2 separate regions of the Mus musculus genome follow, and region 1 is linked to region 2. Evidence: chromatin loops called from intact Hi-C (ENCODE). Cell type or tissue: left cerebral cortex. All regions are shown on one strand. Links, peaks and the distances in the headings refer to the core of each region. The heading gives the core; the rest is flanking DNA.

The links. Peaks named below come from ENCODE experiments on the same cell type or tissue, not always from the same donor. Only the 100,000 strongest peaks of a DNase experiment are listed, where the experiment ranks them.
Region 1: a loop joins it to region 2, with 2.0 times the contacts of the local background. A loop is called at or near these places in 10 of 42 quality-filtered maps.

What each region holds. Positions count from the first base shown.
Region 1 is chr6:52,815,680-52,831,963 of GRCm38, reverse strand. The region is part of intron 2 of Jazf1 (JAZF zinc finger 1); the gene reads left to right. Among named protein-coding and RNA genes, the nearest start is that of Gm52904, 25 kb to the right of the region's middle. In left cerebral cortex, for the core only: no CTCF peak of the experiment used is centred there; DNase peaks (open chromatin) are centred at 6,786, 8,282, 8,760, 9,056 and 1 more place; H3K27ac peaks cover 2,399 bases.
Region 2 is chr6:52,727,851-52,744,134 of GRCm38, reverse strand. Tax1bp1 (Tax1 (human T cell leukemia virus type I) binding protein 1) reads right to left here. Exons shown (of 18, transcript NM_025816.3): 4 at 14,667-14,854; 5 at 10,786-10,944; 6 at 7,137-7,285; 7 at 6,963-7,053; 8 at 4,406-4,591; 9 at 1,960-2,184; 10 at 1,297-1,443. Among named protein-coding and RNA genes, the nearest start is that of Tax1bp1, 22 kb to the right of the region's middle. In left cerebral cortex, for the core only: a CTCF peak has its summit at 8,789 (motif pointing right); no DNase peak of the experiment used is centred there.

The DNA.
Region 1 (16,284 bases), core at 4,363-12,362, 88 kb before region 2:
GTGATATCTCTTAGAGAAAACTCAAGCATTATGTCAGCTTTCTGCAGAGTCTCTCTGCAGCTGGTTGCACCTCCAGAGAATCAACAATGGATCCTTAAACAGAGACATACATAAAATGAGTTTTGGCCAGACCTCTTAGGAAGTGTGTATTCCAGCCTCCTTGAACTCAGCACCACACTGCCTGTAAGGAGAATCAGCTGTGATCCTGTTTACAGGGACGGAGTGAGAAACACCCCACTCCATTCCCTTCCACCATTAACAAGAGTTGCTTTTGCATTTTTGCACTGAACGTTGTATCCGAGACATCAGGAGCGAGCTTTCCTTTGGGTGGAGCATCCTTTCCAGGTTTTGCTGTTATTAACTCATTCCCTAGAGAGTTCCAGCCCACTATAGCACCAAGGATTGAGGTGTGCGGCTCTCTTCAGTGACCTATGTGCATGCACATGCATCTATTTTAAAGTATTTTAGCAACTTGTGAGGTACAGGGATAAGCAGGTTAGGGTCAGAGAGCTCTCAGTGAGAGCTGGCCTCTCCATTGGATTCTATTCGTTGTTTTAGAGTCACATCTTCTCTAGTAAGAACACAGGTATTTGTTAGATAATATTTCACTATTATCTTGAATAGTCAATAAATTAGATCCATCTTGTCACAAATTTAATAGCTGCCTTATTAACCAAAATTGAGTATTAATAATAAAGTCAACATATTTACTACCCCTTTTCAGTGGGATGATTTTCATTATTCATTACTCAATTACTTTTGCAGTAAAAAGAAATGAGTTATGATTTGTTGTGGGTGAACACGTTATTAAATTAATGACTTGTTTCAAATGTTTTAACCTAAATGTTGTAGTGGAAAAGCATCAGTAAAACTTTGCACTTCACCTTCTCCAGACAGTAAACCTGTTCCAATCAAGACATTAAAACCTGCTCTATTTTTAATTACTTTACACTGATATGTTGTTATGTACCTGGAATATGAAAACTTTAGGACTTAGTAGTGATCAAGTTATGCAACAACCTTAGTGAATTATACAATAACCCACAAAAGATCTATTGTCACCCATGGGCAGTGACAGGTTCTCTGTTTAATGACCCATGCTGAAGTCAGGCTGAGCTAAGCTGAAAGAAGAGTCTTGTTAGCCAAGGAAGGATGAGTTTCGAGAATTGTAATTATCATAATAAATAGAATGGGTGGCTTGTCGTGGATGCCTTTGGAATGTAGCGTTATAAAGCAAAAGCTTGATGTCCTCCCTGTTTATCTTTTAATTACTCAATAAAATCCAAATGAAATTTGTTGTTACCAGTAATTAATGACAGTTTAATTAAAAAAAAGAAGAAGAAGAAGGGAGTCTGGCAGATGGCAATTATTTTTTTTATAGGGCCTACGTGAAGGAGTTGGCCTGATAGTAAACCCATAGCCATGATTTGTAGCTAAAATGCCTAGTGGTCAGCCATCTTCTGCATTACAGAGATTCTATGCTTGTACCAGTTAAAGTCCTTCACATAAGCAATATTCTGGTTAAGAATCAAAACAAACAAATGAGTTGTATTATCATGCTGGCCAGGGGTTCCTCAGTATCGCGGCTTGTGTGTCTTCAGGGCCCTCAGAGCTGGGAACAGATTGGCATGGTGGGAAGGAACCCTGTGTAGTGGCCGTTAATCTCTTCTGTCCTCTGTGAGACGAGGGGACCAAGGAAGAACGGCAAAGTAATGCTAACCACAGCCCTCTGGATTGGTGAACTGATACTTTCCAGTTTCAGAAAACCATGAGGACTACCTAGTAGTGACAGGCACACAGAGTCCACAATGTCCAGGACTCAGTGTGTCCCATGGCGCAGCCGTCATCATCCTGTTTTAAGCCTCATCTTATTTATAATGCACGTCTGGTATGTGCTTAAAGACCTTTTGTGCCTTCCTCAGGCTCCTATGACAAGCTGCCAGCAGGACTGGGAGCAGAGTCTCTCCTGACTTAGCTCCACATCCATCAGGCCACCGACAGCAAACCCTCTATGAACACCCGTCCCATTGTCTGTGCAGGCCAGCATCCCAGGAGCTGCTAAAAGTGCAAGCAGCGGCTTCTTGGTTTATTTAGAACTTTACAATGTAATGGTATTTTTGTGAACTTTTTCATTTCGGAGGGTGGAGAATAGAGAGTAAGACAATGTCTCAGGTGACCCAGAGTGACACTGAGCTCAAACTCCCTATGTAGCCAAGGATGGCCTTGAACTGATATTCCTGCCTACATTTTGCATGAGCTAAGATTACAGGTATGTGTTGCCACACAGAGCGCATGAAGAGCCTGCAGTTCTGGCCCCTGTGGCTTCAGCCCATCCCCACCTTTATGTTCTGTCCCCACCTTCCTTTGTCGTCTTCTCCCGTTCCCCTCAACACCCATCCTGCCTTTTTGTATCATAGAGAGCCACTTTACACTCTTCCAGAACAGATGGAAATAAACAATTGCAGAGCCCTTCCCCCTCCCACGTTACAGCTAAAAGGAAAGCTAAGAGAGGCTAACCTCCCTGCCATCTCCCTGAGAAGGAATAGGAGACAGTGTCCTTCAGTCAGAGAGAGGAGATCTCTGGTCAGAAAGGAAATGTACTGGCTTGAATTTAAGGGTAATGAAGTATCTGGAAGGTTCCACCAGTGGGCTGCCAATTTTGTTCTGAAGATTTGGATCAGGCAGGAGGTGGAGGGAAGATTGGGTTTGAGATGTGCTCTGACAAGGAGGTCAGACTGCCCTGCATCTGGGTGCCCCTCAGGTGGCCAAGCCTAGCAAGCTCTTTCACATGTGGACTCTTCTCATTCAGAGCCAAGATAAGCCAGACCTGGAAACACCTCACTGCTAAGACCTACTCATCTGGAAAGCACAGCCTTTTCTGGTATCATAGAGTTTTCCTTTTCTTAATGAATTGCATGGTTAGAAAAGCTTTTTTAAAAAGTAGTTATCTGTTCTGTAATGCCCTCCCTTCACCCCACTAGGCCTGATGAGGAGGCTGACTCCCCCGCCTCAGGAGTTGAATTAACTCCTTCAAAGACACTGGGTTCCTTTCAGTGAATTACCCACTAAATGGCTGCCCAGTATCCTCAAAGATATAATGTCTCTTCACAAATTCCTCATGCTCTCCCAGGGGTCGATACAGACTTGAAGAAAGTCTGGTTAATTGCATGAATGAGGCCAGGACCGGCTGTGTAATTTAGCAGCAGTGGCTGGAAATGCCCTGTGCCAATCACAAGCCAGGTTGGGGTGGTGGGGGCCTTGCTGCTCCCTCCCTAGGCTTTCCCAGTTTTAATAGCCAAGCCTAGCACTTTGTCTGACTGCTTCCAGCATTCCATGAAGAAGCATGAATTCCTCTGCTAAATCCTTCATTATGTCCTTAGGGCCACAGGAGGCATGAATAGCCACCAAGCTCCTGTTGTTGATTACAGAGGTAAAGGAAGCAAATGTCTTAATCAGTTTTTTTTTTCAAGTTTCTTTGCTTGTTTTGTTTTGTTTTGTTTTTTTGTAACCTTCACCCTGATCTCAATACCTTGCTGACACCTTTGTCATAATTCCTGTCCTGGTTTCAGTTCCTGTCACTGTGAGAAAGCAATTTAGAAGACAAAAGGTTCATTTCATCTCACATTTCCACTGCAGGGAAGTCAAGGCAGGAGCTGGAAGTAGCTAGTCATGTCTGCAGTCAAGGGCAGAGAGAGAGAGAGAGAATGAAGGAAGACTTGAGCTCAGCTCGCTAAGGTCTCCATTCTTACATATTTCAGGATCCTGAGCCCAGGGAATGGAGCCACCTACAGTGGGTAGATGTTCCCATCTCAACATGCTTTAGACAGTCCCCCATGGCCATGCCTCATCTAGATAGTCTGTCACTGAGACCTTCTTCCTAGGTGACTCTAGATTGCATCACATTGACAGTTGAAACTAACCATTCCCTACATAAGAACTGCTCTAATTTTGGTATAGAGAGGGGAGGTGCTCTCCAGGCCCCACCCCATGCTGGGGAGCTATTGGCAGTTGGCCACTGCTCAAGGAGGGAGAATCCTTGTTTAAGGACATTCCATTATTAGGTTTACCATGTTCCAGCATGACTTCACACCCATGCACAGCACTAATTAGACTTACTGTGTACACACACACACAAAGCTGGAAGGAGGACTTGCTGTAGGGGATGTGGCAGGAGCTGGAGGAAGGGGGAGCATGTGATCACGTTTCATTGTATACAAACATGAAATTTTCAAGAATGTAGAAAACTTTAATAAATAACCAAGAAACATATTTTATAAGAAACTATGTACCAGACAATGTGAAGTACATCTTTGGTGCCTTTAAAATAAACACCTTACACACCAGTCATTCTCTGCATCATCTACAGCCATTGACAAGTAGGTGGGAGTTTCCTTTTGAAATGAGAGCTAGTTTGTGTGTATGTATGACTGTGCGTGCATGTGCACGTGTGTATACGTGTATATGCATTTGTACCTGTGAGCACACTCACGTGTATATGCACTTGTGGAGGCCAGAGGTCAGTGTCAGGTGTCTCTGTCTCTGTCTCTCTTAACATTATTCTTGGGACAGGGTCTCTCCCTGAGCTTAAGGGTGACACTTCGGCTGTGCCAGCTGACCAGCAAGCAACTAGGTCTGTCTGCCATCCCCCTACCAAATGGCCCCACACCCAGTTTTCCATGGGGGCTGAGGAACTGAATTCCTGCCATCAGTGATTGAGCAGTAAGTATTTTATCCAGTGAACCATCTCCTCCGCCCCAGAGTTTCTTACTTATCTAGTGGTTTGTGGGCATTTTGAGATGAAGTTTCAGCTCCTTATTGCACCAAGCCTGCCACTGACCAAGCCCTGAGCCCACACTGACATTTTCCATACCCCATGTACTTCAGCCAGGCTGGAAGACAGCCATCCCTGCTGAGCTTTGCTTCTGTTTGTTCTCGCTTGCTACTCTTGGGGTTGTAAACCAGTGTCCCTGTGTGCCTAGGTAGCCTTATGTCCTCTTCCTTCATCCTCCCAAATGATGAGGCCACAGACCATGCCACCATTCCCAGCCATGAAAGAAAATAAATTTTTGTGCAAAACAGCTGAACAAACACATGAATAAATCATGTGATTTCATTACAAAAGTAAGTTTTTGGGATTAGGGACACGGCTTTGTGGGTAAGATTACTTGCTCTGAGAGCACGAGGACCTGAGTTCAAATCCCAGCACCCTTGTAAAAACCCCAGTGTGGCTGCGCATGCCAGCAACCCCAGCAGAGGAGGAAAGGCAGAGGAGGAGCAGCAAACAAGGCAGGTCCAGGTAAAGACCAAGCAAGGCAGGAGCCGAGGAGAGGAAACGCCGGCAGTCACTCTGGTCTCCACGTGAGCACAGGCATGTGCTATTGAACACATGAGCCCTACTGAGCTTGCACCACACACTACACAACACACACAGGAAAAATGGAAAAATGTATTTTTTATTTTTATATTTGTGCCCCAAATAGTCGTCAAAAACACAGCAAATAAAAGGTGTGTTACCTTTAAAAAAATTTAAAGCTATCTCTGAAATCATTTGGACGGCTTGCCTTCCTCTGAAGAAGCAGGGGTATTGCCTAAGACTCGGCCTTAGCCCTCTCCCACCTTTCCATGCTAGCCCTCCATGTTTCCTCCTCTAGGGTGTGACTGCTCACCCCTTGTACACACCCTTGGAGTCTCACTGTCACTTGAGTCTCAGCACTTCCAAACAAAATTCTCCTTAGCAGCAAAAACAGCACAGTGGAGGGGACACCTTGTGCCAGAAAGAGATCTCTGTTTCAGTGGTCTTCACACAGGTCCCGCTGCCAACCGTGCTGTGGGAATTTAAACAGACTGTTAGGAGAGAGCTTGCCAAGTGTGCGCAAAAGGTTTGATCCCCAGCACCACCACGTAAGCTAGGCGTGGTGGCATATTCTACTAACCTCAGATGGGAAGTGGGAGCAGGAGAATGAGAAATTCTGACCATCCTTGTCTACTTATAGATGGTAAGATTGAGATCTGTCTGACAGCATGAAACCCTGTCTCGGGAGCAAAGCACCTAGCACAGAATGTTCTCAAAATCTAGATGTGGGGCTGCAGGGATGGCTTCGTGTTGAGAGTACTTGCCAAGCTAGCACAGGACTTAAGTTCAGTTCCCAGCAGCCAGGCTGGTGACTCAGAACCCCTGTGACTCAGCATCTCCTTGGGCACTCATGAGCTCATGGTAAACTCCAGATCCTCTCTTCTTTCCGTGTTGTGAACATTGATGACTCAGTCTGGCCATGTTTACGATGAGTCAGCTTGCACATTGCAGAGATGGTATAAGAAAAGGGTAGATTTAGACTGCTGCCTTCGGGCTTGACATACCAGGAATGTTCTGAGCTATTCCCCTGCAGCAGGGTCAGTATGAGAAGGCTTTTCCAGCCCAACAAAGGTTTACTGGACTCCTCAGAATTATTTTAGTTAGGGTATTTTGTCTTGTTTCCCCGCCATGACAAGAGTGGGGAAATCGCTCTGAGGCTGACCTTGTCGGGAATACTGAATGATGTCCTCCTTGAAAACTATCCCTGACTTCAGTAGACATTTAGAGGTTGATTGGAGCAAGCAGCTTGCTTTCCTTGGGAAAACAGGATGGAGAGGCTCCAGGTCACCAGCCGTGGCCTGCATGTTGTGTGCCAAGGTACCCAGGAGCTTGTGTCACTCCATGGGAAGTCCTGGGGCTGGCTCATTCCTGCCCTGAACCAGCCATGGGTCTTTAAAGGAGGTGGCATGCTTTTAAATTCTGGCTGCTATCCATTAAAGCTTTAATTAGCACTAATTAGGAATCTGGGGTAATCAGCTTGGCCTGAAATGGAAGCCTGTGTATGCTGGGAAGAAAGGCTTTGCTAAATAAACCAGCAGGATGAACAGTATTATGGGGTGAATGCTTTTCTGGGGAGCAGCTGATGGTAAGGATTAGTGCTTGCCCTGGGCATGCAAATGAGGGCTGCTGGCTACAAACAGCAGAAGAGCTGGAGGCCCCACCACACAACACTTCATTAACAGTTAAGTACAGTGACATTTTTTTAAAGTTTAAATACCCTGCTCTTTTTCTTCCAAATAACCTATAAATTCCCTCATTTATGGAGCTGTGTATGGGGTGAAGGATGTGGGTTAAGGTAGCTGGGAGATCTTGTGAAATACAAACTCATTTCAAAGGATTACTACACAGTGGCTTTGGGACATTTCTTTTTGCTCCTCAGCTTAGAGAACAGCAAAAGTACCAGCACACAATGCAGAGTAGCCTCCCATCTGCGCCGCCGCCGCAGAGCCTCCATTCCTGGAAGGGCTGGATCCAACCTTCCAGCGGAAGGAGGCCTCGGTATAACCGTGCTGCATCCATCTAGCAGTGCCCAGCCTTGGCATCCACCTAGCAGTGTCCAGCCTTAGCATCCACCTAGCAGTGCCCAGCCTTAGCATCCACCTAGCAGTGCCCAGCCTTAGCATCCACCTAGCAGTGCCCAGCCTTGGCATCCACCTAGCAGTGCCCAGCCTTGGCATCCACCTAGCAGTGCCCAGCCTTGGCATCCACCTAGCAGTGCCCAGCCTTGGCATCCACCTAGCAGTGCCCAGCCTTGGCATCCACCTAGCAGTGCCCAGCCTTGGCATCCACCTAGCAGTGCCCAGCCTTGGCATCTACCTAGCAGTGCCCAGCCTTGGCATCCACCTAGCAGTGCTCAGCCTTGGCATCCACCTAGCAGTGCCCAGCCTTGGCATCCACCTAGCAGTGCCCAGCCTTGGCATCCACCTAGCAGTGCCCAGCCTTAGCATCCACCTAGCAGTGCCCAGCCTTAGCAAGCACTGAAAGCCTCCTAGCTACTGTCTGCCCCGTCAGTTGTACTACAAAACTAGATTTTAGAGGCTGTATCAAAACTCTCTTCTCCCTTGACTCATTTTCCCATTTTGTAGTTTTAAAGCACTATGTGAAGACAAGATTAAAAAAAAATCTGTGACTTACCAATAATCACTATAAAAAATGGGAGGAAGTCAGTGAAAAAGACAGCAAATGTCCAGACGCATCACACTAGTGTTTTGTGCGTTTTAAAAACGTATCTTTATTAAAATGCTTAAACTGTCACAATTACCAACTACCTTACACTCTGCACGGCAGCACACATGGGCAGTCTCCTTTGCCAAGGATTTCTGCACTCACAAGCTCCCCATCAGCAAGAGGAAGAGACAAGAACAGTCACAGATCTTCTAACATTTTTCTTAAGATTATTCATGTGTGTGCTTTCTGAATAGCTGAATAAACACAGTCATAAAGGGGCGGCCTCCTGGAAAACAGAGCACTAAGGCAAAACGCGCATTTGTAAAAGCCTGGAAGACCTAATTGGCTTTTATTAGCAATTCTGGGGTGGCACGGCAACCCATTCTGCAGACAACAGTTGGTCTGGTGGTATGAGGAGGTTGCCTGTGGGCAGAAAAGGGCTTCAAAGGGCAAGGGCGACTTCAAAGCAGATTGGTGCAAAGTTACTTCCCTTCCAGGGTTAAGCAGAGGGACTCTCTCATCAAGAGGTTCAAGAAAAACCACTTTTAATTGGTTAGTAAGTCTCCTATTTTATGAAAGACTGACCGGTTAAAGGTTCAGTTGGATTAGTGTCACCGAGCAGGAGCGGCTGCGCTCTGAGTTGTTCTGGTCTGCCAGAGCCTAATGCACGAGCTCAGCCTGAGCCAATGGCCTCCCATGAATGTGATTTAATGCTCTTTAGAGCAATTCAACTGAACTCTTTCAATAAAAACGGGAAAAATCCTTTGGAAAAATATCAGCCCCCGAGGCCTGTGAAACTTGAAATCTGTACCTCTCAGATGCCCAGGCACATACATTATATGAAGGGATAGCCCACTGTATGGAGTCTATTTTGCTCCCAAAATAGTCACTGTCTAAGTGGATAAATCGCTTTAACAAAACATCTCATTGCATCTGGAGAGCTTGCTATACTTCTAGAGGACCTGAGTTAAATTCCTACCACCCACATACGGCATCCTATAACTACAGCTCTCAAGGATCTAACATCCACTTCCAGGCTTTGTGGATTTGCAATTTGCACATATATAGCATTCACTCACACAGCATGAACACTTCTGTAATGGAAAGTAAAGAAAAATGGAGCCTTCTAACTGCAAATATAGCTACATACCACAGCCCTTCTCTGGACTGTGTGGGAGTTGGCTCACCAGATGGCTGTTAGACTTAAAAGTACCTTCTTTTAATTTGGGGTGAAGGTCAGAGAGGACCAATATCCATGGAAATGCCATGCCCAGAGACTCTCGGATGAGAATTCCTAAGTAGGCCAAGTACTTCCCCTGCGTTCACCTTCTAAGGTCATGGCAACAGCTTCTGTGAGATCTTAGGATCATGTCTGCTTTGTAATAAGGGGCCCAAGTCCAGAAAGAGTAAACGGTTTTCCAAACCTCAGAGGACCAAGCAAATCAAGTTAGGGCCATGCATGCAGATTCCCAGTGTCTCAGTGAGTAGGCAGTGCTGTGTGTATACTGCACAGACACTGCAGCCAAAACTCCAAGAGGTCCTGGAGCCAATTTCTTTTCTCCCATCTTTAAATTTCTTCCAACCAGGTGTTACTGGTACATGCCCTTAATGTCCTCTGCACTTGGGAGGCAGAGGCAGGAGGATCTCTGATTTAGAGTCCAGCCTGGTCTACAGAGAGTTACAGGGCAGCCAGGGCTCACAAAGGAACCCTGTCTTGAAAAGGCCAAAAAATAAAAATAAAATAAACTTCCAGTTTATGGAAAGAATTATACCTCATCTTATTAGCAGGATTATGCTAATTTAATTTGCTTTCAGAAAAGACAAAACAGGAAAACTGGAAGAGCCATTTGTAGTTTTATACCACAAAATCTCATAAACAGCAGCTCTTTGTTTTGTCCATTTGTTTTTACATGGACGTGAAATTAACAATGAAACCCATGTGTAAGATCGGCTCTTACTGTTCCCTGTTCAGAGAAAGCTGGAGGGAGGGGAGGGTAGCAGGGAGTTTCCAGGTCTGCCTTCTAAGCCCAGGGCTGTGCAGGGGGAGCCCTTAGGACTTCTTTATTCTTAACATCAACAATGAAAAAGACCATGGTTTAATTTATTTGGAGCTAAAGAGTAATTGCTTCACTGATAGTATATGTTGACCTGTGACTTGTAAGGCTTGTTACTGGACCCTAAGTGAGTCAGGACTTTGACTGTGGTAAAACTGACCATATACTTCACAGGGCTGAAGAAAATCCCCACATTTGTTGAGAAAATACATGGCAGCGGAGAGAGGAGTCCTGCTTGTGACAACCGCTGCCTAACGTTGATGCATGGATTTCACTTAAGTGATTAAATCAAGGGCGAGATAGTGCTGTTTTAAGAGTTAAGAGAAACAGGGAGCAGGGAGGGAGGGAAGAGGGAGGGGATCGTCCATCCTAAGTATTGTCCACAGAGCAGCCTCTGGTCTCTGGATGGTGCTACCTCGAAGGTCTTGTAGCCTGTGTGTTTCCTGAACAGCTCATGGCCAAGGATCAGGGTCGTCTTGCAACCTCTGCCTCCTGGGCTGCCTGCTTACCCTCCTCCCGATTCCCAGAAGAAGCTGCTGTTCTGGGTCTGTGTGTGTTTTGTTTGTCATCTATCCTTTTGGCCAGCACATAACGGTCAGTCCCACCCAAATGTAAGCGTTCACTCTGCTCAACCTGAAGCAACTGAGAAGCTTTAAAGATTGATTTGTTTATTTATTAATTATGTGTACGTGTGTGGGGTAGACTGTGTGCACATGTGAATTCAAGTGTTTATCAAAGTACCCCGGACATTGTGAGCTGCCCAGTGTGGGGGGTGCCGGGAATTGAATACAGGTGTTCTGCAAGAGGAGCGCATGCTCTTCACTGCTCAGCTGTCCGTCCGCCCATCCACCCGTCCGTCTGTCCGTCCGCCCGTCTGTCCAAAACTGAAGTTTTAACAATGATAGAAAGCTAGATTGGATATATTTAGTAAGCAGGTATTTATTATACTTTTTATCTATAAAATAGTTATCAATAATATATTTTATAAATTATGTTACAATGTATATATGATATATTATTGAATAATCAAAGCTATTTTATATTATACCTTCTCTACATCAGAAAACTTTTCCTGTATTGTTGTTGTCTGAATAAAGAAGAACAAGAAGGAATTGTGTTAGAAAAGATTATTCCTGAGGTTGGAAAGCTAGCTCAGTGGTGTGAGGCTGGCATGGAATAAATGAGTCCTGGCTTTGTTTCTCAGTACCACAAAGAGAGAGTATGAGAGTGGGGGTGGGGGAAGCAGAAAGGAGGAGAATGGGTGTCCAGACAGAAATCTGTCTTTTCCTCCTCCCTCCCCCCCACTCTCCTTTTCTTTTCTTCTTTTCCTTCTGCCTTACCAGCAGAGTTGGCTGGAAGATCTGACAGGACATAGGCGTGCTTTCATTGTCATTTAGTTTATACCAATTTTCTTGGAGCCACTCAACGCTCTTTCCACCCAGGCCAGACAGAAACTCTGTAAAGAAAGAATGCCTCTCCGTGTAGGAAGCCTGTTGGTATTATTATGGTATGTGATGAAAGCTGGTCCCTCCCAAAGGATGCCCACAGTGGATGTGAGGGCTGGGTAACACATAACACATGCATGCACATTCACACACACACACACACACACACACCCTGTGGGATGGCAGGATTCCGAAGTGAAGCAGCTTTCTCTTGCTGCTGCTTCCTCAGTTTGTTATTTTGTTGTTGTTGCTGTTGTTGTTGTTAACATTTTAGTGGCAGCATGCTTCTAAAATTTTTACTATTTTTAAAAATTACCTGTACATGTGTGTGGACTTCTGCACAGTGCACGCAGTGCCCAAGAAGTCCAGAGGAGGACGTCAGATCCCTGAAGCAGGACTCCCAGGCATTGTGAGCAGCCTGAAATCAACATGCACTCCTGACCACTGAGCCCGCTCTCCAGCCCAAATGGCAGCATCTAAAGGCTCCTAGTCCAGGTGATACTGCAGAAGTTTTATAAAGCTTGCCAGTCTCCCAGGAGCTCCAGATCAAGTGAAGAAGGACTCTGGGGTGAAAGTACATAGGATTATCCAGAGCACTTCTAGACCGCTCTGAAATTGGCTTCACGTAGGTATTCACGCTTTCTCTCTACTGAAATGACTTTTCACAAGAAAAGACCACTCTGCTCGTGAGGGGCTGTGACAGATGCTAATCCCACTTGCTGATCCCTTCATGTTTGACTGGTCAGTCCTGTTAACCACTGTGCTATCCACTCTTGGCTCTACCAGCAAATGTGAATCAGGATGGCATTGTCACGTGGAGGCCTGCAGTGGCTGGCTCTCTCACACTGAGACCACTCGTCTTCCCACGCTGATACGCACCTGTTGCTCCCCCTAGCTTCCCAGAACCTTAGGTGCACTGTGTCCCGTGTGTTGCGGTGCAGACTCGCTGGCTGTGTGGCGTCTTTGGCAGGCCCAAAGTCTTAGTCTGAGAATGAGCTCCTGGGTCCAAGAGTACTTATAGTAGCACAGAGCTTCTGTTGAAAGCTCTTCCCAAAGTCCCAAAGGCATCCTAGGTTGCACAGATTTGCTTTTTGTGGCAGTACCACTAAAGAGGCAGAGCAAAGTTTAGAACTTCAAGCGAAACACCGTAGCCTCGATGCTTTCTGAGGGGTTGGAGATGAGAGCATTGGAGCCTGCCACCCCCTTCAGTGGAAGATGAAAGATTGTAATCTGAAACTTCATTCCCCTCTGCAGGGAACATCCCACGCCCCTCCTGCTGGTAGGTCACCCCCAACAGTGTGGTTCATCTCCAGGACCAAGGCCAAAAAAATCAAGAGAATGGTGTATTCATGGACAGCCCAATGCGCTGTTTCTAACGAGAGGGTTGAGCCCTTTGGATTTCAGCCACTGTCACTGTCTCCACCGTGCTGCCTGGGAGTGTAGTGTACAGGATCAGCAGAACTGGGTGGGCTACCTGGTGACTCAGCTCTGGCCAGATCGTTGGTGTAGATGTCAGCGATGAAAGACTTGTGAGCTTAGATTTCCAGTGCTGGTGTTGTTCGCATCTGCTGTGAACCAGGAACCTGACCCTCATCAAGCCCAAAGAATCAGTGCTGTTGCAAGGGCTTCGTGTCTGTTGACTCGTTCCTTATACCTCTTGCGTTGGCCCCGTTAATGTCAGCATTTACAGATGGGAAAACTGAGGCACAGAGGGGTTAAGTAGATTGTGTAGGGTCACACAGCTAAGCAGCATAGATCAGAGAATTGAACATAAACAGTCTTCCAAAGTCTGCCCTAACTGCTACACTAATATATTCAAACTCCAGGTCATAGCCTGTTATTACATAAAGACGTGGGTGTAAGCCGAGCTTGGTGGCCTACAACTGTAATCCCAGCACTCAGGAGGCTGAGGCAAGACAACTGAAAGTTCATGGTCAGCTTAGGCTACATAGTGAGACCATGTCAGAGAGAATGGGGAAGGAAAGGAACCCACATAATGGCCAAGAGCATACTTACTAAATAAAATAACAAAGATAATATTTTATTGAAATTTCTAAGATTAACTTTAAGATGTGTTGTCCAGGACTAGAGAGATGGCTCAGAAGGAAAAAACAAAAACCAAAACCCTTGCTGTTTTTGCAGAGAACCCTCATTTGATTCTCTGCACCCACGTGATGATTCGCAGCTGTCTGTGACACAGTTCTGAGAAACAATGCCTTCTGACCCCTGAGAGCACCAAACATGCACGTCACATGGCACATATATATACATGCAGGAAAAACACATGAAATAAAAGGAATAATTCTAATTTAACAAAACACTTAAAATGTGTTATCCACGACTAGGTAAGTTTCATAATTCATAATTTCCCAGATTGCATGAAGGTATTGTAGCACAAATACTAAACCTCATTCATATGTTATATGGTATTGCTGGCAAGGTTGCAGGCTGGCATATCACTGCCTATACAGTGAAGCACGAATACTTCCACCCTCAGGATGAAGCGAGTGAGTGGCTTTGGGGCAGCAGCCAAGCTCTATCTCAGGTGCTGTCCTTGCCATTGTCTGTCTTCAGAGCTCGGGGCTTCAGAACCCCAGGCTATGTATTGTAGGTGTGTGCAGCAGGATGGGGTACATTTCTGATCAGAACTTGAAGCCAGAATGAAGCATGAAGAGAGTGAGGTGTGCTGCTGCTGGGGTGTGGCTTCCTGAGCCAGACTGCGGAGGCTCAAGCTCCAGCCTTGCATCTCAGCAGCCAGGAGAACCGGGGCTGGGCTGGGACTCTGCAAGGGCGCATCGGTACCAGGGCAGCCTCCTGACCGTGCGCCGCTCACACTCCCCACCCTCTCATAAAACCCAGTTCTTTTCAGATTTTTCCAAGAAACACTAAGTTTCAAGTGGTCACTTCCATCTTATGGGGCCTCCAGTGTCACGGAAAGCCAAGTGACACCCTCCTAGACCCCCTGAAGAGCACAGGATGAGTGCTTTGGCGAGTGAATGAGATGGCAGTGTGCATCTGCCTAGGTTTCAGAAAAGACTATAAATTTCCTGAGTTTGTGGTTGCAGCTGGTCTCCCTGGAGCAGCAGCTGACATTTCCCCCTGTGTTACATTCATAGTCCATGCATGTTTAACCTGCCAACTTGAGTGAGCATTGTGGTCTACAGACTTAAAGGGTTTATAATGAAGTCTTGAAAATTTACTTAAGAAATATGAACTTCCCCTCACAATAACAAATATTACTACAAATGACTGTGTTAAATTATGGTCACTTAGACATTTCTGATTTGTAGGAAAATTAAAGTTAATCTTACAACAGCTTCAGTTTCAAAATCAAAACATGACTTTGCTGACCGCAGACTTCTAGGCTGTTAGTCAACAGTACATGAAGTCCCTAGTGACCACTTTTTCTTTTAAAAACATTTAATTTCTGTATGTGTAAATATGTGTGTGTGTGTGAAAGAAAAACCCTAAAAAATCTACTGTACTTGGATCTAGGTAATATTTCTCTTGGGAAAACAAGTTATAAAAGAAACTTCAAAGTGTCTGGTAATTTTGGGCACATGGACCATAATTTTATTATTCTTTAAACTGTGTGAGTAAACTCATTTACTCATTTGCCTGTATCCCATAATTTAAAAATCATTTAAAAATGTTACAAATTCATAGTAAATGAGCTGAGATATATTCCTTTTTATAATGTTAAAAAGAAAAGGAAGCCTTTCTGGTCTCCCTCATCCCTTCCTAGTTCCTTCAGGGAGTAGGCAAGGACCCTGATTTGAATGCTTTTTTCCACATTAAAAATAAGACTACAAGGTCTATTGACTAATATTTAGCAGCTAATCTTAACGAGGAAAACTGTCCTGAATGGTAGCATTTGCCCACTTCTGTGGTGTAAATACTCCCAATTTCTCGGTTCCCAGCTACCACTGTAGCTACTGAACTCAGATACTGTAGTATCTCTCCACCCAGGAGACACAGCATTAAGGTTAGTAACCTTGAGGTCATAGGTCATAGGTCACAGTAAAATGCCGTAGGATAATTAAGAATCGGTGAATCTTTGTTTTAATACATTTTATTTAATACATTTACATAATTTAATATTTAATAATAGCTGTATTTAACAGCCAGTTTATAAAGTTTCTGAAATTAAGTGACTTGCCCTCACAGGCCAGTAACATCAGCTCAAGCCCGCTGCAGCTGGCTCCACGGCAAGGCTGAGGGAAGTGGAGAGAGGACATGGCCAGCCTTCTCCAGAATAGGTCTCAGGACAAAAGGGTAGGGCCTCCAGGAGCCAGTCAGCCCCACTGTAGCAATTGGCTGAGACCTGAAGGACACACCCCCTGGCCACCCTACCAGGTGCCATCCCACTCACCACCTATAAGCTTTAGAGGAGTGTCCTCGAGCATCCCCGGACCAAAACCCCCTGAGAACTGTGGGGCACAGCTTTAAAGCACAAACTGGCACACAGTTTTCTGTAGGAGACACTAATTCGGTCTCAAGACCTGACTGGCTTTTGTGCCAGCTCAGGCACTCACTAACCCCAGTGGCCTGGAACAGGTCATCCCACCACATTAGTCACTGAGGAGTGAGTGTCCAGGGTTGGTGATGTGACTTGATCAGTCTTTCTTCCAGCTCTGAGCTCTTCCTGTCTCCTGTGTTTACTGGGGGCCTTACAGATGGTGTCAGCCCCCTGAGGGGGGCATCTCAGGCCAGAGGAGCATGACCTCCTCAGCTTCTCTCAGCTGCAGAACGGGGGTGTTGCCAG
Region 2 (16,284 bases), core at 4,486-12,485:
AAGTGAACCACACTACTCCCTCTGAAAACCTAAAAGGAATAAAGCTACATCATTTTCCTAAGTGGTGGAAAGGAAAGAAGATTAACTGTGTTTTTCTTGTGAAGTCAGCAGAACTCATCATCATAAACATCTTACAATCTCACAAGTCAGAAGTGTACTCAGCAGGTCTGGAGAGGTCTCAGCAGGTAAGAGCATGTGCTGCTTGTGCACAGGACCTAGGTTTGATTCCTAGCACCCACATGGTGGTTTATAGCCATCTGTAACTCTAATCCTAGGGAATTCAATGCTCTTTTCTGACCTATACAAGCACCAAACCTACATGTGGTGCACACATGTAATGCAGGCAAAATCTTACATTTTTTTAAAATGTGCTAAAAAAAAAAGCCACAAATAAAAATCCCCATGTGAATCATATTTCTTCACAGAACCCTTTCCACTTTACTATCCTGCATGCACTCCTTGCTCCTATTTGTTCCTGAGAACCTAAAACTGTGGGACCACGCAACCCCACATTTTCAATGTTTTCTTTATACTTCACTTCCAAGATCCCCTCATATAATAAGTACAATTTGGGACTGTACATAATACATAGGCCCATCCAAATGAAATGTCTGTTTTATTATGAATCTACCTACTCCTACATGAAATATAAATGAGTAAGCCAACACATTTTGCCTCTTCCTAATGTGGCATGAGCAGAACGGAAGAGTACTGAGAAAAGAGTGAGAGCTGTCACCTTTGCCACAAGTGACATTTACTACGACATATTGAGTTTAATCGACAAAGCTACTTATCAAGGGCTTATGAGAGCAACGCCCTGAAGACAAGAGTACCTGTTCCTGCTTGTTCTTGCTGCTGACCTAGCTTCCTTCCCTTTATTCATTCTCAGTAAATACAAATCTCAAGTTTAAACAGAAAGAGGATTGTCGTTATAGTATTAGGCCAATGACTTGAAATCGAGATGATAAACTCGGGCCAGCAGGATGGCTCAGCATGTAAAAGCACTTGCAATCAAACTTGACGACATCCTGAGTTCCATCCTCTATTCCTGAGACCCAGAGAGTGTAACCAGGAGATGATAAACTCCTACAAACTGTCCTCTGACCTTCACATACCACCCCCAACACCCACATATACCTACATAAGCAACGTAGTACAAAATAAGATTTGTGTTTAGAAAAAAATGAAGTGATAATTTGTATTCAAAAGGTTAATACTTAAAATATTATCCATCTTATCTGCAAACGCAAGGCTGACAAAGGAAAAGTTCACCGACAGGAACTCGGTGACACTTACTGCCTGGTCTGAAAGTTTGTTTATTTGCTTTTGGAGCCTCTGGCACTCCTTAAACTTTTCTCTGTAATGATCTGCAGCCATCTGAAGACGGAGTTTCAGATCTTCAACTTCTCTTCTCAGTTCATGTTCCAGGGTATCAGTCTTTTCCTTAGGAAAAAAATATTTCAACTAAGGAAAAAATTCCGATAGTTCATAATTTAATAAGAAATCCTAACTCCATTTCCATTATTTTTTTCTGACCTTTAATTAATTTAAATTTGTTTTGGAGTTTGGGCTTTCTACTGATTTTTATATATAGTAGAGAGTCTAAGGATTACTTAACAGCTGAGGAAAAGCATCCACCTAAGGAGCAATTACGTAACTTGTATGCAATACCCTTAAATAATCAGATGGCCATTCTATATAGCTAGTAAACAGAAGTTCCACATGAAGCAATCTCTGTCACATATAATATACATCAAAAGTGTGTACTGCAACAGCCTTTACTGACAGTAAGAATTGTGCGTATAAATGTTTTCTATTCAATCCAAGAAATGACAATGATTTAACAGAGTGAATAGAAGTTAGCCTTTCTTACCTGACTTATCTGAATAGTTTATTCCTCTCTTTTATGGGGCTTCTAGTTTTGGGGGATCAACAGAGATGCAAGTTAACTTGCTTTACCTGATCTTTCTTTACAGCATGTAGCTGCAGCTCTGCCAGTGTGTCGGCTAGCTGCTTCTTCACTCTCTCATTTTCTAAGCGTGCAGTATGCAGATCTGCCATAGTTTTATCTCGCACATTCACTGCATCACTGAGCTCTTTAGTCAGAAAGATAAGTTCTTGCCGTGTTGCCTGGACTTGTTCCTCCGCTTTGCGAAGTTGCTCCTTTAAAAATAATGTATCTTCCTGAAGAAAGGCAGATAATATACAATTTTGATTAAAACATTAAAATTTAAAGGTAACAGTTTGTTTCAGAATTTTAAGTTAAATAATGCTTTTCCACTCATGCCTTAGGCTTTGTTTCAGATTTCTCATATAACAGCCCAAAAGTGTTTACTTCTACCACTTTATAGGACAGGAAGTCAGTCAGCACACCCAAGGATTAGTTCTGACTGAATAAAAGTATATATATCCCAAATGTTCAAACATATAGATTGATTTATTTTATTTTTACTTATTATTTTTTGTTTTGAGACTGGTTTGCTCCACATGGCCCCAGCTGTCCTGGAACTCACCATGTAGACCTAAACTCACAAAAGATCTTGTCTGCCTCTGCCTTCCAAGTGTTGAGATTAAAAGGATGTGCAACCACCATGCCTGGCAAAATTAATTTTTTAAAAAGTAGAGAAACAGTTATTAAGCACAATTACATGAACCCTAATTGGGGCTTCTCAGCCGCCTTTCAAGACTCACCAACACCTTAAATTACTCTTGGCTCTTGATCTAGCAATTTTAACTTCAAAAATCATTCAAAAAATTATAAATGGCATAGGCAAAGATTTGTCTTTCAGAATTCAATTAATTTTTTAAACACACTGAAATAGATTTAAATAGATTTTAAAGTGTCTAAAATGAAATTGTCTTGAATTAAACTATGCTATATATAATGAAAAGCTATGAAGCCACTATAAACAGTAGCATATAGTACATCATTAGGAGTAAAACCTAATACAGTATTTTTTGAAAAGGCAATTTGAAAATAACTATCAAAAGGTGGCACTTACCTTATGATAAAATTTTAGCCTACCAACTCCATTTGAAGGAATTTATTTAGGCACATGACTATTGTAACTTGAGCTATACAAGAGTATTAACTGGAGCATGCTCAGAAGAGCTGAAGACAGTAAACTATTAAGTACTGACTACACATATGCTGAATGACAAGAAAGAATACTATGTAGCTATAATCATGAGTGAAATAGAGCTATTAAGTGTATTCCTAGTAGTATCTTGTAGCTAGTCATGGAGCCGGACATCTTTAATCCCAGCATTCAAAAGGCAGAAAGAAGGCAGTCTCTTGAGTTTGAGCCCTGCCTGACCTACATACCAAGTTTCTGGACAGCTAGGGTTGCATAATGAGAACCTGTCTCAAAAGGAAAAAGGTTCTACAATCTCTCTCTCTCTCTCTCTCTCTCTCTCTCTCTCTCTCTCTCTCATTTGAGTTAAAATGTAAATATACATGTATAATTCATGTAACTTTAAATTACAATCTTACAATCTTATAGCAAAAAAGGATGTTAACTTTCAGTTTGTACCCTCATCACTATTTAAATTCTTTTATAACCATAAATTCACACTGCATTACAATCTACTAAAACATTTTAGCAACTAGTAATCATTTTCCTCAGTAATTAAAAATTATGTTTTTCACTGGTCTTGGTTAAATGCTAAAAAGATGCTTAAAGATATTTTTAGCATCTTAGCAAATCAAATAAATATAATCAAATACACTTTTCACATTTGCGATCTTTTAGATTAAAAAGCAACTGCAGACTTAATCAGGAACTGTAAATGCCATGGACTCCTAACATTTTTAGAGTTGCATTAATGACATCCCCAGTAGAATTCACAGCAACATGCTAAAACATCCTAACATTCATCCATAAAAGCTACGCAATAAAATAAATGTACGCATGCAAGATCATGCAGCCACTGGAAAAGATGAGGATGTACAGTGTTAGAGAGCAGATCCAACATGCTACATAAAGCAAGAGCCCAGGAAGGTGATGGGTACCTATCTATAATCTCAGTACTTAAGAGCTGGAGGCAGGAGTTCAGTAACTGTTGTGATTTTAAACTTTTTCAAAAGAAATGGTGGAGAAACTAAAGATGGCACCAGGGTAAGAGTGTCTTCCTTCCTTCCTTCCTTCCTTCCTTCCTTCCTTCCTTCCTTCCTTCCTTCCTTCCTTCCAGAGGCCATTCTAACCCCAAGCTCCAGAGGCTCCGAGTGCTTCTCCGGCCTCTGCAGGTGTTCACATGCATCACACCAGATGCATAAATAAAACTAATGTAGTGCAAATTAAAAAGGGGGATTTCTTTTTAAAAAGAGAAATCGCTGGGAAGAATTTAAAACAAGAGTAAAAAACATACTGGAGAAGTTTCAAACACATTTTTCTAAAGTTCTTACTTTATTTGAGGTTGTAAGCAGGAGAGCTCTGTACAAATTTTCCTTGTCAGCCAAGCAGGACTGCAGTTTGCTAATCTCTTCTTTGAAATGGGTAATCATGCTTTCTTTGTTTCCATCTAAATTCTTTAAAGTCTGTATCTCTGACACAAGCTTCGTATTTTCTATTTCTGTATTCTTCAAATGTACCTGTAATAAAAGTGTTTGAAATCAAGAATATTCTTGCTAACATCATAACCCAAGTTAGTCAAAGTCTAAAATACCATTATTTGGGGCTCTAGTGACATGGCTCAGGGGTAAAGAGTGCTGGCTGCTCTTCCAGAGGACCCTAGTTCAATCCTCAACACCCACAAGACAGCCCACACCTGTCTATAAGCCCAGTTCCAGAGCAAACATGCAGGCAAAACACCAATGCACATTAAATAAATACATTTAAAAAAAAAAATCAACATTATTTCTTTCTCATCCACAAATTCCAGAGGAGGAGCTGGGTGTCAGGCGACCCAAGCTCTGCAAAGCAGCAATGCAGACACAGAGTGGCAGAGCCCAGCTTTTGGAAGCTTTTGTTTCCCGCAGCAATTCATTCTGATGTCTAACTTACTACCTGACCTCTGAAAGCTTTTCCTTCACTTTAACCATTTATTTTCCATTTTAAAATGTAAATACATTCGGATGTTTTGGGCAAAAAACATCATGCTAGAGGCATATTCAGAAATTAGTGTAAAAAAGTTCTGAAAACTAGACAGGGTACATTGAAAACATAAACAATTATACTCATGTTTTTTTTTAACCTTTCTTTTAATGATGAATATATATGTGAGTATGTGGATATGTGCATTCAAATGTTAGGTGCCCACCACCAAGGCCAGAGGTTTCAGAGTTCTGGGTGGTTGAAAGTCACCTGGTATGGGTGCTAGGAACCACACTCCAGCTCTCAGTAAGATGGCTCTGGGCCACCTCTAGCCCAATTCCACTTTTTGCCTGTAAGAAGCACTATGTTGTTTATTTTCCATGTGGCTGAAGTTGCCCTCTGACTTCTATAGGCCAACTATGACAGACCAGCCCCCACACACAACATGCATTCACATCATGCATGTACATACATGCACACACTCACACAATAATTTTTGTGTAATACAGAGCAGTGGAATTACTTTTTTGCACTTGACTCTTCAAATCTACAGAAGTCTAAAGGACTAATTCCTGTTCCTAGGGATGAAATGGATCTCTGGTCCTCTAGGGCGCTCAGCAGCCCAAACCTTTAGCATCACTTCTGAAACACTACCTAATGTTCGTAACTATCAGTTCAGAAAAGTGACTTGAGGCTAACAACTTAGAATATTCATCTCAAATTTTTAAAAACTTGTTGTGTACCTATGTATATTCATATGGGGGTGTCACAGAACACACATGCTATGGTGCCAGTATGAAGGTCAGAGGACATCCCCAGATGTCAGCTTTCTTTCAACTTCTTGATAGTGTCTCTTGTCTGCCACTGTATACATCAAGCTGGCTAGCCCCAAAGCTTCCAGGACTCTCCTCTCTCCACCTCCCCCCTCGTTCCAGGAACTGGGATAACAGACCAATGCCACTGTGTCCAGCTTTATATGCACTCTTAGGATCTGGACTCGGGTTCGCACCACTTAAGTGCAAGTGCCTTTCTCACCCTTCTTCCCAGCCACTCCTTTCTATAGGAAATGTTTCTTAGATACTTAGAAAATTAGCCTCAATGTTCACCCGTGGTTAAGCTAATTTAGAGCATACTGCAGGAATGCTTTAAAAAAAATTAGAAAAATTTCAAAAAGACTTATGAGCAGAGGAGATACTTTATAAAATTATAATCTGACAATATTTTAAAAGTCAATCTGAAATATGACCATGGGGCTGGAAAAGACATTAAGGCAACTTGTGGCTAAGCCTGACAGCTGTATTCTATCTCCAGACCCCATATGGCAGAGAGAATTAACTTCTCAAAGTTATCCTCTAAGCTCCACACACACCAGCTTCTGCATGCCCACACTTGTACATACAATCACGGATGTTCATGTATATACACAACAAATAATGTAAAAAATATTAAGCATCATCACTGAAAATATGTATATTCTTAAAAGGTGAGAACACTTTATAGAAATTCTGATAAACAACTATCCTGTCATCACTAAGCTTTCATTTATTATACAGTACCTATTATGTATCTAAAACACCAGCAAATTTCCCAAATACTGCATTTCAGGGACAGTATCCACTATCGTAATCTCGTTTCCTTCCCATCTTGGACTGCTCACTCTGAAGTCAACCATCATAATTATGACACTCAAGAGGCCTTCTAGAGACAACTGAAGAACCTCCTTACAAAAGCTATGAGGATCTCCCTATTAAAGCATGGTCAACCATGGAAGTACACTGTCCAGGCCCCCCATTAGCTGACTACAGTCCTTGTCATCCTCGTGACTATAACGAGACAAGTGACCAGGCACCCAGCTGAACTGCTCTCCAATCCCCAACCCCAAAAGCCCACTGGGGCTAAGCAGAGGCCGACACTAGAAAAGGACTTTACCTTATACAGCTCCTTCTCATCCTTTTCTGTCTGCAGCTGACATTCAAGCTGCTCTCTCTCATGCTGTGCCTTCCTGAGCTTATCCTTCAAACTGTGTAAGATGAAAAAACATTAGTCAAACCCTAAGTAGCTTTGTTAATAACCGAAGTGATTTCTTTAAAATACCAGGGATACCTGTCTAGGTCAGTTTCTTTTTCAATGGCTTTATGTGTCACTGATACAATGTCCTCTTCAAGCTGTTGAACTTTAGCTGTAGCATCACTGTATCTCTTCATAAACTCTTCGTTTTCCACTCTCAAACTTTGTGATACTTCAAGAAGGCCCTTAAAGACAACAATAAAGTATCTTTCAGTAAAACAAAATTGTGTATACTTCAGAGAGCTCTCTTTTAGAAGGAGAGACAATGTGGTAGCACTAGCGCCCTTAATCCCAGTACTTGGGAAGCAGAGGCAGGCAGATCTCTATGAGTTAAAGGCCAAACTACTCTACATAGTGAGTTGTAGCACAACCAGGACTATGAAGAGAAATCCTGTCTCAAATAAATAACCAAATAATAACTTGGTTTTTCAAGACAGTGTTTCTCTGTGTAGCCCTAGCTGTTCTGGAACTCACTCTGTAGACCAGGCTGACCTCAAACTCAGAAATCTGCCTGCCTCTGCCTCCTGAGTGCTGAGATTGAATGCAGGTGCCACTATTGCCCAGCCTTAAAAGGGGTCTCCTATCTTTTGGGTACCAAGAATATACGCATTACCACTACATTTGTCTCTGATTTCTTATCATTTCAATCCCATATTTATTATCTCAAATTGTATAAACCAAGACTATAAAATAAGCCTGAAATTCTAACATTTAAACTTTCATATACTCAACCTTTTGTGTTTTTGTGAGTATATCATATGTCCATGTGAAAATATGCACACATGTATGTATAGGGTGTGCAAGCATCAAGCCTTCCCCTATCATTCTACAACTTTTTTCCTTTTGAAGCATGGTCCTTCCCTTGAGCTTAAGGAGTTTTCTTCTTGATCAGGCTGGAAGTCAGAAAGCTGGCTTGAAACTGGGGTTACAGGCTTTGCAGTGTTGCCCAGCTTGTTATATAAGTTCTGGGATTTTATTGAAAGGACGCAGATGTAGCTGTCTCTTGTGAGACTATGCCGGGGCCCAGCAAACACAGAAGTGGATGCTCACAGTCAGCTAATGGATGGATCATAGGGCTCCCAATGGAGGAGCTAGAGAAAGTAGCCAAGGAGCTAAAGGGATCTGCAACCCTATAGGTGGAACAACATTATGAGCTAACCAGTACCCCGAAGCTCTTGACTCTAGCTGCATATATATCAAAAGATGGCCTAGTCGGCCATCACTGGAAAGAGAGGCCCATTGGACTTGCAAACTTTATATGCCCCAGTACAGGGGAATACCAGGGCCAAAAAGGGGGAGTGGGTGGGCAGGGGAGTGGGGGTGGGTGGATATGGGGGACTTTTGGTATAGCATTGGAAATGTAAATGAGTTAAATACCTAATAAAAAATGGAAAAAAAAAAAATAAGTTCTGGGATCTAAACTCCAGTCCTCATGATTACAAATGCATTTAACCACCAAGCCATTTCTCTAGCTCCCAAGACTTTTGTTTGTTTTGTTCTCAAACAATGTCATGTAGTGAAGTCTGACTGAATTTGTGATGCTCTTACCTCAGCTTCCTATGTGTGAAGAGCATAAGCATGCACCACATGTCTAGCCCTTACTGTTAGCACATCAATTACTAACATAGGTTTCTCACCCCTGCTTTTCATGCACTTTTATTTCACTAACTTCTCCACCAGAGGGCAGGAAACAAAAATTAAACAAAAAATTTTTTAATTAATTTGCTTTTTGGTGTTTTGACATCTTACTTTTATTACGTCAGTGACAACTCAGGTCTCATAGGACACTGTGGAGGTTAAGACCCACTAAGTGTCATACGAGCACTACAACACATGCCTGTATCTAAACCATTGCTCCTAATGAACTCAGCATGACTCAAAGACGAAAATAAATATCCAAGGCTGTTACAACATATATAAAAATAAAATAGAACCTTCTTTACACAGATACTTTAAAGCTTAAAATATCTTCATCCCATAAATTATGACAAGCATCTAGTAGCTTATGAAAGCTTGATCAAGGTCCCCGCTAAGTTTCTCTCCTAGCTAATTAATAAAACTTTGGCTAAAGTATAATAAGGTATACAAAGGTGCTGTTATGGAAAACTATATGCCAAAAGAACTGATAAGTCAAACTATTTCATTTTCTAAAAGCTGAGTATGATAGGACATATCTCCAATGGCCAACACTCAGGAGACTACGTAAGAAGATAAGCAAGCCTGATATCAGCCTGGTTTACATAAGCAAGACCCTATCTTAAAGGAACAAGATGGAAGACAAATGAAGGAGGGTGGAAGAAATTAAGAAACACTGCACTAATGACCAAATTAATAATTATTAAGTAATAGGGCCTTATTGGCCAGAAGAATAGAACAAATACAACTTAAGAGAAAATTCAATCCATCCATAGGCATGAAGCTAGCCATCTAGCTATAACATTGAAATTGTGAGGCATATTTTTCTACAACTAAAAGTTATTTTTGTGAAAATTATTACATAAATCAATGACTATAGTAAGTAGTCACCTTTTTTTCTACAGATGTTAGTTTCAAACTCAAATCCAGTTTTTTACATATAGTCATTTTTCTTTGCTCAAGAAAAAAAAATGGCTACCTTAACTAGGTGGGGATTTTTTGTTTTCTTTGAAGGGTAATTTATCACCTTTCTCTCATTAAGAATTTCACATTTTTGTCTCACAATGTACTCAGGTTACTGACTTCTGCCTTGTTTCTGCTCCTGTTTGAGTGTTCAGGGCAAAGGCTATTGCTATTATGTAGCCTATTCTGTTGAGAACCTGGTCACAACAGAACCTCAGTCTTCCTGCCTCACTGAGTGCTGAGGCCACAGGCATGTACCACCATGAGTGCTGAGGTCGCAGGCATGTAGCATCATGCCTACCTAAATTATAGTTTTTGAAGAGTAATTTCAATTTCTTCATTCTACCTTCCATTTATTTTGTGTTTATTCCTATGTGAATTTCTCACATCCCAAAGCCTTCCTCCTCAAATCTAGCATATAATACAGAACTAGATGTGAAATACTGAGAAATGGCTGTCAGAAAGCTGGCATGGTTGTTCATGCCTGTAATCTTAGTACTAGGAAGGCAGAGGGTGGTTTCCAAGATTTCAAGGCCCAGGCTACATAGTAAAAACAACAACAACCAACAACAAATTCAGAGAACTATTATCAATAAGCCTGGTACTGAAAATCTTTAAGTATTTTGCCTATTTAAAAATGTAAAAGAGACTGTGGCAGAAGATTAATGGGAACTGACATTCTTAGGGCTGGAGAGATGGTTCAGTAGGTAAAGAGCACTTGTTGCTCTTAGAGAAGACCAAAGATCTAGTCCTAGCAACCAGAGGACCTGCCCCCAATTTTGATTCCAAAGGCATCAGGCATGCAAATAATGCACATGGAGACAAAATACCCATACATATAAAAACTAAAATGAATAAATTTAAAAATTATATAATTATAATACATATAAATATATATAATAAAATATAAAATTATATAAATTATATATATACACATACACTTATTAATGTAAATGCACACACATATATGATGTGCACACACACACACACACACACACACACACACACACACGTATACACACTACTTTCCTCAAGACCCAGTTTTCAATGCTCCTAAATGCTTCCATTTTAGAAAGGTATAGCAAACCTTCTGCTCAGCCTGCAATTGCTCACACCGCCCTTTCTCCTGGCTCAGTTCTCTCTCCATTCTTCCAACTTGTTCTCTCAGCTGTGCTGTTTCTTTTTCAAGAACAGCTATCAACTTTAACAATTCTTCTTTTTCTTTCAGGGTCTTCTCAATTTTCAGCTGTATTTAAAAAAAAACTCAAATTGATTTTTATCATAAAATATTACAACTTTAGTTTTTTACTTTAAAAAAAAATTCACAAAAAAATTGTAAATTCACAAATTTTTACATTTTGCCTACTGCATAGCATTCAGCCTATAATCCTTCTGTTAAAAAGGCCCTGTTCTCACAGATAAGCACTAGGGAAACCAGGAATGTTAAAACAAGCATCCCTCTTTAAGGGAGGGATATATACCTGTTTTTCGCCCAGAAGGCTAGATTGGATTTAGTAGCCAGTTAACCTGTGCTATCCTGTAGGGCCAGGTCACACCTCAATCTCTAAAAGTATTATGTTTACCTCAGACTCCTTCTCCCCAGACAATGTTTCTCAATCAACAGAGTCCATCCTTTGGGGAGATGTCATGTGTACTTGATGGCTTGGTGACCTGGATGCTATCTATGACTGAGACCACACCAGATCCTTCCCTAGACCCTTAAACTGTAGAACTCATCTTTACAGAAGAAGCCACAGGTATTTTGCACAAGACTTTAGATGAAGTTACGCTTCAAGCTTTAGTGTGCACTTGAGATTGAGATAAGTGTTTAGCAGGAAACTTTTTCCAAATTGTAGTAAACATAAATATACCTAAAATAACCTGTCCCCGTCAGACTCTACAAGTCTGAGCCGACACTGGCTACTGGGCTGTGTTACACTGGATGCCTTCTTGCCTCACATGAATTGTTACTCTGCTGGCACTGCTGTTTGCAGAGACCCCCCCCCCCAAACTGTTTTAAGTAAAAATGCAAATTGAAAGGCTAAGGCTACAATACTATACTAACTCTAGCAGATTCTTATGGGGAATGCTGATAATTACTCAATTCTGCAAAACAGGAACTCCAGTAGGAAACACAAAGCAAAACCTAAATCAAAGGACCAAACATGGTCATAAATAAAATGGCTAGTCTTTATAACAACAAGTCTTTGCTTCTAACCGGAGAAAAGCAGAGACGCAGGAAGAATTTATAAAGAAGGTATTTAGCTGATAAATGTTTTTCATCCAAAAATCCCCATATTAAGCTTTCCAGGGTTGTAGAATCCTAGATATAAATGACTAAAATCTAAACCTACGAAAGCTGAACTGCTAAACTCTTCTGGAATAATCTTTTTATTCAAATGCATAGAATAAATGTTCTCAAAATGGAAAAGCTGATAGGAAGGATGGAAAGGAGAACTGGAGGATATGACCAAAACAAAGGTACATACTGTGGGAAACTTTCCAGGATAAATAAAAAGGTAAAAGTTTAACTACTCAATTGTCATACCTATTGAAAATTAAATTATACCTAATAAGCCAACGGAAAATTAAGACCAAGCAAGAACATCAATCCTAAGAGTTAATGGCATTATTAACACAGCATTAATCTGACTGAAAACTTTGTAGCAGATTAGAAATGATCAGTCTTCACCTAGTACAACAAACATTTTCAGAATCAAACTTTTTCAGTGATTAGTTTATAACACTTAATAAAAGATTTACTAAAGCTTAGTAGGAAAATTTTAAAGATTTTAAATTTGATTAAAATTTGTATAAATCTAAGTCTGGAGATAAAACTCAAAAAACAGACTTGCCTAACATGTGTCAAGATCCTGAATGTAACGATTTTTTTGGTTTGTTTAGTCTTTTATGTTTTTGGTTTTTGGGGTTTTTTAGTATACAAATTGTCTACAACCACACCAAGCAAGGGTGAACGTGCCAGATCTTTTCTGATCTTGGAAGTTAAGCAGGGTTGGATCTGGTTAGTACTTGGATGGGAAACAATAAAACAATAAATCTCTTTTCTGCTTCAAATTTCTATTTTGAAATCTTTTAAGAACAAATATAGCCCTCAATTTACTAATCATCAATATGCTGCCTTGTTCATTTCCCATTTTATTCTTTTGGAGAGCAGAACAAAACAGGGTCTTACTTATATCATAGCCTAGACTGGCCTAAAATTCTGCCCCCTGCTTTTGCTTCCCAGATGCTGGGATTAAATATGTATGCCACTACATCTGGCTTATATTATAAATGCATTAGTTTATGTGATTTTGTTTTAATTTCCTAAGCCATCCAAAATAAAATTATTGACATTCCACCCCTAAGAACCTTAGATCACCTCTAATAAGTGCGGTATCCTTCCAAACCACTACTGTGATCATAGCTAAGAAAGTTAGAATAATTATACCAGCCAATAGATATCCTTTGGTCAAGCATCCCATACTATCCCTAAAATGTCTTTTTATTTTATTTTATTCTATTATCCAATTCAGGCTCACAAGTTCAAAAACTTTATCTCATTAATCACTTAGTGTACAGTGTTCATAAAATCATTAAAGACACCAATGAATGTAGAATTTTAAGAACTTTTCAGAAAACAAAACCATTTTTATCTCAGAAATATTTCCCAAGAGACAGCAATTAAAATTTTTATAGCACAGCTTTTGTGGAGCAAAGAAAAAGAACAAATAACCTGGGCTGCGTCCCAATTAGAGAAAAGGCTCCCGAGGCATGGGGAGCAAATGCCCATCATGTGCAGGGCTTGAGATAAGGGTGCTCTGACAAGTATTCAAAAGCCCTGCACATCAGTGCTAACTGCATTCCTAGGAGCAGGGTTTACTTCAGTGTCTCTGACTAACATTCAAATACGAGGCTAAAAACCCTGATCAGAGGCAGTTGTCACTACAAAATGTTTCAGTCACCCTATAAAAGTTGCATTTCGTATTTAAGATAAGAGAGGAATTTCTGGGAAAGGGAAGGAAAGATATGAAGAATTCACAGTTCCTTCTAACTCCTGGATGAACTGTCTTTGAACAGCCTGACAGTGGAAGACAGTGTAGCCTCTTATCTTTCCTTTTATAGTCTCAGTTCTTAAAGGTAAACAAAGAAAAAAATCAAAAGACCCATCTGTCTATAAAGAAAAACCAAGCACCTACAATATATGAAATATAGATGTAATTGACAAAAAATACAGTAACCAATCTAAAATGCTATTTTTAAAACGAAAGGACTGATAAATACAGTCAGTCACATTGTTTCAAAGAACAGTCTAGCTTCCAGATATAAAGTAGAAAATGTGATCTTGAAAAAGAACTTTGTTTCTCATTTTACAATTACTAAAAACCTAAAGCATATGACATCCTCCTCGGACCACTGAGCCCCCAGTATTCAGCTCCAAACCCTGAACCACAGCTGGATGCACCGCTACACTGCATCTCCCAGCAGCTCCATCCCTAACTCTGACAATTCAGCTATCAACTGGATTAGGATGCCTGAAGACAAAAGCTCCAGGCAAGGAAAGAGGAGGCAAGCCCATGTCTCCGTGGTTCCAAAGGCTGCCCTACTGCACTAGTTACTGCACACATGACATTAGCCCTGAATCAGGCAGCTATCTTCTCAGCATTCATCTGACAAGTACCACAACAGAACCACAAAATAACCATAATAGAAAGACTAGCCCCACCAGCTAGTCTAGCCCAACTGGCAAACTCCAGGTCCAATGGGAAACTTTGCCTCAAAAGTAAGACTGAGAACGGCTAAGGAAAACAGTTAACATTGACTTCTGGCCTCTACACATAGACTCACAATTTTAGATTTAAAACATTTCTGGTAGCGCCTCTTGGCATAATCTGAAAATTCTCACAGCTATCAACTGGATTAGGATACCAGTCAAAGTAAACTCTATACCTCACTGTAGGTGCTCACCTCAAGAAGGCCAGCTTTTGTGGTTACCACCAACATATCGGAATTGCCTTCATCTTCCATAGTGAGCAGCTCTTCAACTGGAGAAGCAGCTCGGAACTGGAAAGGAGTACTTGCTCCACGAATTTCACCCTTATGGGTGACGTAACAGAACTGATAAAATTCTCCATCATCATTTGGAAGGTAATATCCTAAGAGGTGGGTAACAAAAATTATTAAGCTTGCTACTTTAAAATGCTAATTTATTAATAATACTTTCCTTCCTCCATACTATTATTCTGAACATATCTAGAATGAGTCTTTCCTATTGTTCACAAATTTATCAGTCCAAGTTATACTTTCTTCTCAAACATAGCCCAAAGTTGTCTCTCTTAGATATAAACATATATATGAATTCCCCCTTTATCTTTATTAATTTTTTTATTTATATGTGTTTTGTCTGTGTGTATGCCTGTGCACCACCTGCATTGGTGGTACCTGCAGAGAATAGAAAGAGGCATCAGATCCATGTGGTCTGGAATTAAACGGATAATAATGAGTTGCCACAAGCACACTGGAGATGGAACCTAGGTCCTCTGCAAGAACAGACAGTGTTCTTAACCACTGAGTCATCTCTCGAGCCTCTCCCCCTGCATCTTAACTATGGCAAAATCAACTCAAAGAGAGGCAAGTTTGTACTTTACAAGGAGTAAGAAGATTAATGGAGGAGAAATAAGGGAAGACCTAATAAAAATCTAAGGACAGGGAGTAGGACTGGGAAATACATGATTTAAGAAATATTTCCTCCAATTGGACATTCGCTGTATGTAAAAAGAAATATTAACTACAAAAATATGTTATATATGTGAACTGTGTAAAGGCAAAGAGGATGAGACCATTGGTACAGCACAAGAAAACTCTGTAAGATTTGCAACTACAGAGCTCTATTTAACATATGAATGAAGCCATCTAAGCCACTTAGGCGCTATAGCTATTTATAACATTGGCTACCATATGAAAACTAATTATGTTCAATGTTTAGTTTCTTCTTCTCCAGTTTGTTACCCTCTCTTTTTAATTTTGCTGGACTGTCCTAACTAAAATCAATCTTCACTTCTTTAAATATCCACACAGAATGGTTTTACTTAAAAACCCATCAATTCTATACTCAATATTACTACGTACAATGCACATGCCTTTGGGGGTGCGGAGGCTAGGGGGGTACTGAAGATTGAACCCATGGCCTCACTTGAGCTAAGCTTTACCACTGAACTATCCACCTCTCAAAAGAGTTGATGTTGAGACACGGTCTTAAACATACAATCCTTCAAAGGCCCAGTCATTCCCAGTTAACTCTTTGCCTTGAGATTGTCTCTAGAAGCTACTGCAGTGCTACTACAGTGTCCACCAATAACTGTAAACCCCCAATAAATTCTTTCCTCTATACGTTGTCTTGCTCACAATGTCTTATTACAGCAAAAGAAAAGCAAGACAGTATTCCTTTATTCTATCTTTTGAGACACACATAGTACAAGTTCATTATCTACAGTTAGACTAAAGTGCAATCACAGCACAATAATACATTTTACTCCTATCCAGATATAAACTCTGGCCAGGGGACCCATGATGAAAATCTCTCAGT